Regions from separate parts of the Homo sapiens genome. Here region 1 is linked to region 2. A link is an interaction called in ENCODE POLR2A ChIA-PET data of the cell type or tissue named here. Cell type or tissue: A673. All regions are shown on one strand. Links, peaks and the distances in the headings refer to the core of each region. The heading gives the core; the rest is flanking DNA. Region 1 overlaps DCLK1 (doublecortin like kinase 1). Region 2 holds the start of LOC107984604 (a long non-coding RNA gene).

Region 1 (5,385 bases), core at 266-5,265, 250 kb before region 2:
AAACTACCTATGGCCCACCCCACCCCCAGTCCTGTGCCTATAAAGACCCCAGACTCAGCTGGCAGAAGAGAGAAGCAGCTTGACTGGAGAAAGATGATTCGACTTCAGTGGGACAGCTAGACTTTGGAGGACAGACGGCTTAACTTCAGGGAAGAGCCAGCTAGTGACAACCGGACTTCAGGGAAGATTACCTGCCCAACCTGACCCCTCTCCAGCTCCCCTCTCTGCTGAGAGCAACTTCTATCACTAAGTAAAATTTTCTACCTCCACCATCCTTCAAGTATCTGTGTAACTAATTCTTCTTGGACACCAGACAAGAGTTCAGGACCCACTGAGTGCAAGTACCCAAAAAAAGCTATCACAGTGGCCCTTTGCCCTCACTGGCAGAGGGCAGCTGTCCCACACTATGAGGCAAGTCCACTGAGCTGATAACACACCACTGTCCACGGACAGCAGAGCTAAGATAGCATTGTAACACACCCTCTGGGGTCTTGGGGGTTGCAGAGAGCCCCACCTGGTCTGGCTGAGGGGCCTACAGAGAGTCTGCTCCTGCTGGCGCCCAGAGTAGCTGGCCGGATCCTGCCCTTGCTCACTCATATGCTCCTTCCTGCAAAAGGTTGAGCATGGTGGGCCAAAGAAATGGGGCACCTCCGTCGCAAGTCTGACAAGGGGTGAGAAAATTCCTGCATCACAAGGAGCTTCAAAGATATGTGACTTATTCCAGGGCAGTGTCTTGTACCATGCAGCTTGATGTGAAACGGTCCTGGAATACAGCCACGTGACTTTGATGATCGTCTGCCCAAAGGGCCTTGTGTTAGTTCAGTTTCAGCTGAAAATATTACCCAAGTGCAGTCCCAAAGCACTATTAATGCAGGGTCCCATGATACTGGCCTGGATACTTAAAAGATAAGGAAGATAATGGTATATTCTTTCACCAGCACCTACCTAAAATACATTTTCCCCTTAGCATACAATATTCATACCCAGTGCTCTTGACTTCACTTCTTAATGAATACTTTCCTGAAACCATGTCCAACCACAAATGCTCAAATGCAATTCTTTAACATTTGGCACTTCCATTATGCCTTTGGTAAAGAATTTAAATTTTTTGGTACATGTCTTTCTTCCTAACCACTTTCTCAAATAAATTATTTTTAATGGAAATACACAGAAAAGGCTATCTGCATATACCCTTGGCTATCAAAGTTTTAATTTTCCCACTAAATTACATTTTTTTTCTTAAAACTCTGACTATGCAGACTCCTCACAATGTTAGGCAGAAACAGAATAAACCGAATTCTTGTTATTCATTGTTCCTAAGTGTTTTTTCCCAGCAAAAAGTCTGATACTGGGTGTGTAAGTGTTTCAGAAATGTTGAAAAGAAACTAAGGCTCATGCTTCTAGACAAAACAGAAGTTACGGAAGCATAATATATAAAAAAAATTCAATGACTAGAACTTGGCAGTTTAAAACTAAACTTGCAAAGGGTAGGTAACCAAGTGCTGTCTACCTGAGCAGGGCACTGTCCAGGAAAGATGATTATTTTTTCTTAAATTCTAGCCTGCATTATTTTAATTCCAATTTGGTTATGTCAGTTAGTATAGGAAAGAGGTACGAATTTTTAGGAAATAAAAAGATATATTAGGGCTGGGCACGATGGCTCATGCCTGTAGTCCCAGCACTTTGGGAGGCCGAAACAGGAGGATCTCTTGAGCCCAGAAGTTAGAGACCACCCTGGGCAACATAGTGAGACACGCGTCTCTACAAAAAATACAAATATTAGCTGTGTATGGTGGCATGTGCCTATAGTCCCAGCTACTCGAGAGGCTGAGGTGGGAGGATCACTTGAGCTGGAGAGGTCGAGGCTGCAGTGAGCTGAGATTGTGCCACTGCACTCCAGCCTGGGCAACAGAGGGGAGACCTTATCTCAGAAAAAAAAAAAATATATATATATATATACATATATATATATATATATGTATATATATATATATATATATAAGCAAAATTATTGCTAATTGAAAAGAGAACTGAAACTAACCAAGGCCAGACACAGTGGCTCATGCCTGGAATCTCAGCACTTTGGAAGGCCAACGTGGGTAGATCACTTGAGGCCAGGAGTTCAAGACAAGCCTGGGCAAAATGGCAAGACCCTGTCTCTACTAAAAATACAAAAATTAGCCAGGTATGGTGGCACAGCCTATAGTCCCATCTGCTCAGGAGGCTGAGACACAATGATCCCTTGAGCTGGAGAGGTCAGGGCTGCAGTGAGCTGTGATCACACCACTGCACTCCAGCCTGGGTGGCAGAGTGAGATTCTATCTCAAAAAAAAAAAAAAAGAAACTAACCTAATATTTTCTGAGGCTGCCAAATTCTGGGCTGTTTATGAACCATCTCACGAAAAGACAGAAGTTTTTTTGAAGGCAAAGATCATAGCTTATTCATCATTCTATCCCTGGCAATTAGTTGAAGGCCTGGCAAACAGTAAAATCTCATAATTCAATCAAATATAAAGAGGAAGGAGATGACTTGAAGATGAGTAAAAGATCACTGGAGAGAGCCAATGATTTTAGGAATTGTTTTATGAGGCAATAAGGGGCAAATAAATACTGAAAAGAAACATTTATTGTTGCATTATGCTTTGAAATCTACTAAATGTATCCAAATTTCCCATGAGAAAGTTAACTGCTATTCAGAGAATTCTGAAACATAAAAATAAGTTAAGCTCAAGTATAATGCTATCATAGCAGGCATTTGAAGCAATTTGTTAATCCTTAGAACATATCACTATTTTGCAGATTGAAGAAATAAAAAATTATGTTTTTTCAGAGTCACAGAAACTCAATAGTTCTAGGTCAATACTATGAACCATGCTGAAGAGAATAACTTGGGTAGTAAGTGTTGTAACACGGAGGGGGTCCCTTTAAATCATAGCACCCTGATGTTACCAGCCGCAAAGGCTGTGTATCCCCAAACTATATTCCCTACTTTTGACTCCTGGAGTTACCTATTCAAAGATGAGTTTTAGGCTGGGTGTGGTGGCACACACCTGTAATCCCAGCACTTTGGGAGACCAAGGCAGGAGGATCGCTTGAGCTCAGGAGTTGGAGACCAGCCTGGGCAACATAGCAAGATCTCTTCTCTACTAAAAGAAAAACAAAAAACTAGCTATGTGTAGTGGTGGGTTCCTGTAGTCCCAGCTACTAAGGAGGCTGAGGTGGGAGAATAACTTGAGTCCAGAAGTTGAGGCTGCAGTGAGCTGTGATCACACCACTGCACTCCAGCCTGGGTGACCCTGAGACCCCACCTCAAAAACAAACAAACCAACAAAAACACAGAGCTGAATTTTCAGTCTGAATAATAATTTTTTTTAAAAGGCTAAGAGCTATGCAAAGGTAAGTAATCTAAACATTCAAAGAAATGTTGAGTTACTACTTTACTTATGTTTTGATTGATCACTAACCTGTGTAGGCTGCCACCAAATAAAAAGTGAGGCAGCTTTCTTTCAAAGCTCATTCAAATGTTCAAGCCTGACACATCCGTTTGCAAAGAAGAATAAGAGTAAGTATTTTAAAACAATTAAACAAATCAAGGAAATTTGATTTTAAGGATGGGAGTCAAAGGTGAGTCTCAGGTCAATGCAATCCTTACCCTAAATCTAACCTTCAGGCTCTGCGTGATGAGGCACTTACCTTCTGCAAAAAGGATCTTCAGGTCCCTGTTAGCATAGGCTTACACTAGATTTCCAAGATGCCAGGGAGCAAAACCCTAAGAATCCCATGGGCAAAAGAAACCAAAACACCCATAACAAATAAGCACCATAAATAACGTTTGCATTTGAACACAGAAACTGATCAGCTATATTCAGGACAGAAATAGCAAATGAGCATTTGAAAGGGATCTGGTGACCAGTAACTGCAACCCAGAGCCCTGTACATTATAGAAACACAAAGTGGATTAGCACCATCTGGGACTTCCAGGCAGTCCCTCTGACCCTCTAGGCAGCTCTCTTCCCCCTCTGCCTCTCCCTCCTCTGCCCTCTCCATCTTCCTTACAATTAGCCTTGGTTTCCTTCCCCCATGTAAGAAGCCCAGCCCTGCCTTCAACAGGAACATACAGCAGAGGCGCAACACATTTTAAACTTCCATCTTCTGATCCTGCCCTTCTCCTTTGTTCTTTTTATCTCTTTCTTTTCTTCACTTATATTTCCCTCTCTCTTTCTCCTCCTTCCTTTTTCTCTCCCTCTATGTCTCTGTAGATACCCTTTCCTTAGCAGGTCAAAACATGAAACTTTAATACACACACACAGATACACATGCATGCATACATATTACATATGTGATGGTGAATATCTATCTATCCCTATCTTTAAAAAATGCTCATGGGATTGTGACAAGGTTCAGGACATGCTGTCCTAACTACGGCACCTTGGAAGGTGAGGGCATTCAGGAGGCAGCATGTGCAGGAAGGCCTCTCAGACCTTCCACCTCCCTTCTCTCCTGCAGCAGGTCATAAAACCTAGAAAGGATTTTCTGACCTTCCAGTGAAGCTGATCATAAGACCCTCCCTCACTCAACAGGTGGCCTTCTTCTACCTCGAGGAAAATAGCATCATTATCGCTGAAGACACAGGGCCACAGAGAAGAATCTGAACAAACAGGCCTTGCTTAACCCCCCAGTTCATGACACTTAACTCATACCCTTTTTGCCCTATCACATTTCTCCATGACTGTCCACCCTTCATCAAATCTAGCACAAAAACACACAGGTTGAACTGTTTCTATGGGTCGTTGTTTCCTTATGAAAACTCTCGTGTCACACGAAGCTCATATTAAATAAATTTGTATGTTTTTCTCTTGTTAATCTGTCTCTTGTTATAGGGGCCTCAGCCATGAATCTACAATTGGAGAGGAAGAGGTATTTTTCCTCCCCTATAATTGCATATAACTAAAACAATAACGCTGGATGGAGGCAGGGTTTTGTTCGGTTTTGTTTGCTATTGTCGGGCCCTCAAATAGCATTTCCTGTGGTCAGTGATGCTTCGGGGGTTGCCAGGTTGTGGCACACCCGGCTCTCCAAAGGTGGGAGCTTTCAAGCAATCCCGTCCTACCTCTAAACACAGAACACCTGGCAGGGACTTAGGAGGTGGAGGACAAAGCCTCAAGGAGGAAGAAAAGAAAAAGAGAAAGCATGCCAAGCCTTGTGTGATCCAGTTTTCTTCTCGGCATGTTATAAATTAAACAACAACTGAAAACAAAAAGAAAATGAAAGCTTATAAACTGGATACCTACTGAATTCGAAACCCAGCTGCATGCCCCCCACCTACCATGCCTCAAGTACCATGGTAACGTGGCATTTTCAAAATCATTAGTTACCCTGGGAATA
Region 2 (5,385 bases), core at 227-5,226:
GGAAACAAGCCATTTGCCAGTCATATTAATGGAAAATATAGGGGGAGGAGTGTTTAATCATATGGGTCTGGGTTTCATTGTCATTCTATTTATTTATTTATTTATTTTTTGAGATGGAGTCTTGCTCTGTCACCCAGGTTGGAGTGCAGTGGCACGATTTCTGCTCACTGCAAGCTCTGCCTCCTGGGTTCAGGCCATTCTCCTGCCTCAGCCTCCCGAGTAGCTGGGACCCCAGGCACCCACTACCACACCTGGCTAATTTTTTGTATTTTTTAAGTAGAGACTGGGTTTCACCATGTTAGCCAGGATGGTCTCGATCTCCTGACCTTGTGATCTGCCCGCCTCAGCCTCACAAAGTGCTGGGATGACAGGCATGAGCCACTGTGCCCGGCCCATTGTCATTCTTTAGAAAAAGCCATCATGCCACTTTTATAAAAATATACATTTTCTTTAATGATTTTACAGTATTTGGGGGGGGGGGTGTGATGTAGGAATGCAGCTTTACTTCCTTTTTTTTTTTTTTTTTTTTCAATTTCAAGTTGCTTCCCCATTTCTGTTTCTGGAATAATCTGCTTTTCGCAAACATTCTTGAAATGCTAACTTTATCCTACCCAGTTTGAAAAGTACTTACAATTCAACTCAAGAAGAGGGCTCATCTGGATCCTGTCACACTCCATCAGTCTGAAGACCTTTCCTTTTTCTTTCTCAGCACATCGAGCACTTCACACTTACTTCATAGTTCTGAACTCTGCATCTGGGGCTACATTCATCTAAGTCTCTTTGTCTCTGAATTTTAATACAAAAGGTATGTACATTTACAATCGCGATGGATGTTGCCAAATAATTGATGCAAATTTAATCCCTACCCACATATATGATAGTTTTCCCTCAATCCCTCACCAACAGTGTATAAAAGTTTATAATCTTTGTTATATCTAGTTGGTGAGAAATGACTCCATTGGTTTTTCATTATTATAAACATCTGTTCATATATTTCTTTGTAGAAAATTACATTAAGGTCCTACCTGTGCTATTGACTGGAAATAGGCAAGTGATCAGCAAATAATTAATTACAGTCCCCTTTCTGTTATTAAAATAGAAATTTATCACTTTATGAAGACTTTGTAACTCCCTGGAAATGGTTATCTTTGCCAGTACAGACGCATGTTATATTCTTCCTTAAAGTGCTCACACATCCTCTCCCTGTGTCGTACCCTTTCTCTCTGTGCAAGTACTATATCCCCTAGTATATGATTGATGTATTCAGCAAACTGGTCAGAAGTAAGAATTCTCTCCAAGTCGTTAAAACAAAGTATGTGCTTCATTTGTTGTCTGGAATGGTTGTATGAATGGGATTCTCAACGGCTAACAGTGCTGGACAGATGAGGTCTTGCTGGAGTTACTAGTTTACCTGTTCTCTCCGTAGCCTTGTATGATCACATTTTTCTTTTCTACAAAGGAGAAAGAATACTCCCACGGCCACACCCCCTCCATACCCACCATTCCAAGTATGCCACTCACTAACTGCTACATCTACTTTTACCCCCACCTTACCCTTACATCTCATCCCTCTATCTACTTTGAGATCAACAATTTTTTAACCACACAGGTGAAGCCCTGCATCCACTGATCCACTTTCCAGGGCCCATGACCCTCCTCACTTGTAAAGCCAAGATCCCCCGGGTCTTCCAGATCATGACTCCCTTGCATACTTATTCAACTCCCTAGCCATTATCTTCTCTGTCAGACGCACTTGGTGAAACCCCAGTTAAATTTCTGCTTATACAACAGCAGCAGCCAGGCAGTCAAATTTGTCTGGAGAAAATCCCAGCAGCCCCTAGGAACCAAAACCCCTCCTTGTTTAGGATGCTACAGAGCCAGGAAGAGTGGTATGAAGTGACATTAAGAACCATTTTTCTTCCTCTGTGCAGATCGTGTATTGGGGAGTAGGTAGGCTGCAGAGAGGGAAGGTGGCAAGATAAGAAGAGCAGCTACCATTGGGCAAGGGGCTACCAAATGCCAGGAAGTTTTATAAACATGAGCTTTAATCCTCAGAGCCTGAATAAGTAAATAAATTTCATTACTCCCATTTTACAGAAGAGGAAACAGGCGCAAAAAGGCAAATAATTTACCCAAATATATGCAGCTAATGGGTCGTGAACTAGGCTCTATTCACAACATTGACTTCTAATCTCGTGCTTTCTTCATGACACTCAGCTGTCTCTTCTAGGTGAGGTAATCGGTGCCCTGGCCTGAGCGGTGAGCAAGTAGTGTCTGGCCTAGCATCAGGCACTGAGGGTGTAGAAGCAGAGCTCTATTCATTACAGAGGCAAGGACCTGATAATTGTGAAGAGCAGTTGTAGGGACATGCTGCGGGAGGCCTGGACTGGGCATAGGAGCACAATCACCAATGACTTTGCCGTGCGTTTGTTCAAGTGGGAGCAGAGTATCCAAGTGTAGACAGTGAAAAATAATTTTCAGCTGGAAACCTGCCATGACTGGCTTGGCTTTGCCAATGGGATCTGATTAGTATTCTTGAGCTTTCATTAGCATTTGAAGGAAATACCCAAATGACACAAAGCTGGTTCTAGCAGCTGAAATTTAACGTTTTAACCCAATTTCTCTAATGCAGTTAACCTGTGATAAAATGCTGCTTAAGCGCCTCCTTTTCATAAACCATTTTGGACCTCAACAAGCAAACCAGTTATACAAGCACCTTTGCACTCACCTCTGCCAAGCCAGGTCAGCGGACGTGCCTCCTTGTAGCGTGAATTACATCATTTGCTGCTGGGGTAGAGAACTGGGAGTACTTTTCCCAGCCTTGGCTGGACCGGTGCCAAGGTTATTAAGTGCAAATCCCTTAACATGATCTCCCTGTAACTGCCTCTTGTGCTGACACAAGCCTGCCCTGGGGAGCAGCATTTTAGTGCATCCTTTGTTGCAGGTTTTCCATTTTAGGGAGAATTGATAGTGAGACTAAGTATAAACACATCCTCTGCCAGTCAAATTCTGCGGCTAGGGTTTTTGAAAAGGATCTGGGAAGTCTTGTGGCCAGCAATAATATTTATATTGAAACTCATAGCTCTTGCATCGCAGGGTGAGGGCAATGATGGTCAAGAAAGGAATTCCCTTCCCCATATACGATGCTTCTCACATGACTCAAGAAAGCAAGGGAGTATTACTTTGAGCTCAGAGTAAATCCTGCACTAGTTTCTCAGTTGCATAAGATTAAAATAAAGAACCCAAGACAATGTTTTCATATTCAAATTTTTCCAAATACTATTTTCTACTTCTAAAGGAAAAAAAAAGTAGCTCAATTGGTATTTTGTCTTTCTCCCTTTCTCTTAACTCTATCAAAGGCTTAGGGGCATTTTCATCCAGCTCCTGACTCTCTAACCCTATAAAAAAAATTAGAACTTCCTATTGTACTGAAGAAAAGAAAAAGCCTATAATGTCTCCTTTAGAAAGATATTTAACATCTTTATTTTACCAGTTAAATTTCACATAGTTCAACTATAATTCTCTGTTCAATTATAAAAATCAGTGTTCCAACCCCATTGGCCTTCTTTTTGATTACAGTAAATAAAATCTAAAAATATTAAAGAAATAAGTAACTACCCCAGGGATGTGAGTGCTGTAGGTTTTTCACCCCTTCCTTAATGTTCTATAAACAAGAGTCAGCAGCATTAGAATACCACAACGTGAGAGAACCAGTATTAGCCCAAAGCACTAGGGAAAGAAATCAGTGAGTTTATTCTTGTTTTTGTGTGCCTATGCTAATATACACATAGCTATAGGAAAGATTTTCTACTTTTCAATAGTTTCCAGTTCAAAATTGAGTCTTATTTCAGGACTATGTGGAAAATAATCTACAGGATGCTTGCAATATTGAGATCTGTTATTGAGGGTTTAAAACAGCATGGAGTCTTAGAAGTCCTAAGCAGAGAATTTTTAAACGTTTGGCTATTATTTTGAAGGACAAAAAGAAATAGCTTGATGCAGATTGAAAGGAGGAAAAATTCAGTGTTTTATGAAATGTGCCACTCCCGACACCCTTACATACCCTTGATATTACCTGGGTAAGAAATAAGCATAAAGGAATATCCGTTTGCAAAGACTTCTTGGGATACATGTTCTTCTTAGAACAATCTGTGCATTTTAGAAGTCTATTACCCTGAAGTTTCTTCCAGTGGCACTTAAGCCCTCTCATTGTATAATCTTATGTCTAGAAACCTTTGCTTTGAGCATAAATTAATATTTTTACAAGCATGATGAGTAAAATTCAACCACATACAAGATGTGTAATATAATCGTGTGTTTGTACATGTATCTTGTTGTTTTCAGAAAGAACATTATTCTAGGGTGTTTTTTAAAAAAATTTTTAAAATACAAAGATCAGAGGTTTCTCCATTTTCCATAGGAGTGTCATGTTTCCATGGTGATGAAAACAGCTCCTGATACCAGATTAATCAAGGTGATCTGTGGGCTTCCTGCTTCCTAGTTCCATGTAACAGGGAGATGCACAGAAGAAAAGGGGAAACCGGTAGCATGTCTGATAGGTGGGTAGAAAAATACCAGGAGGTTCAGGTTCAGGTCTTAAGACTTTGTTATGTCAATGCCATTCAATGACAGATCCTTTCCAATGTTTTTTTTTTTTTTTTTCAAAAGTGGCATTCTGTTTTTAACAATACCTTTAGAGTAACTTCACAAAATATGAAAGCTTTGATAAAAATTCAGAACCACCTCTTCATGCAGTTTCCATTGCCATCTAGATAAACCAAAATGAGTGAAACCCCACCTCACTTTTCTGGTTTTCACTCTTCTTGGGAATACCTACTCAAAATTCATGGGGTTCACTCCCGCCTTTGAGTTTCCCAACTGTACTACCTATTCATCCTTCTAACTTACCAAAGCAGTTTCGGGAACCCATCTCAGCAAACCCTTTCTTAATCATTGTGGGAGGAATGAATGAGTCTCTCCATCACTGCCTGCCTGGATTTAGGAGGGCGGTGCTCCTTGTGCTCCACTCCAGCCCTTAACATGCACTTGATCAGTGTGCTGTAAGTTAACAGGAGCTCTCACATTTGGCTGTGCATCGGAATCATCCTAATCATCCTACGCAGAGTATTGGGCCTCATTCCAGAGCTATGGAATCAGAATCTCTGGGAGAAAGTCCGAGAATGTACAGTTTTAATCAACGTATGAGTGCTTCTGAGGCCCTGCCAGGTTTGGAAATCAATGACATATGGTTTTAGTTTGTATCTATTCTGTCCCCTATGGGTATCTGCACTCTTTATGTGAATTGGGTGTGTTTAAGAGGAATAATCAAATACCAGCAAACACATTTTGTAGTGTTTAAATGCAGATTCCCAAGCACCAGGGAGC

What was found. ChIA-PET counts read pairs that join two places held together with the same protein. Peaks named below come from ENCODE experiments on the same cell type or tissue, not always from the same donor. Only the 100,000 strongest peaks of a DNase experiment are listed, where the experiment ranks them.
Region 1: POLR2A ChIA-PET joins it to region 2 with 5 read pairs; 2 of 35 experiments call an interaction of 5 or more read pairs at or near these places.

What each region holds. Positions count from the first base shown.
Region 1 is chr13:35,912,391-35,917,775 of GRCh38, forward strand. All of the region lies in intron 4 of DCLK1 (doublecortin like kinase 1), which reads right to left. Among named protein-coding and RNA genes, the nearest start is that of DCLK1, 220 kb to the right of the region's middle. RefSeq lists an enhancer at 4,358-5,100. In A673, for the core only: no CTCF peak of the experiment used is centred there; no DNase peak of the experiment used is centred there.
Region 2 is chr13:36,161,104-36,166,488 of GRCh38, forward strand. It overlaps LOC107984604 (a long non-coding RNA gene), which reads right to left and starts at 2,783. Exons shown (of 3, transcript XR_001749822.1): 1 at 2,729-2,783; 2 at 632-786. In A673, for the core only: no CTCF peak of the experiment used is centred there; a DNase peak (open chromatin) is centred at 2,838.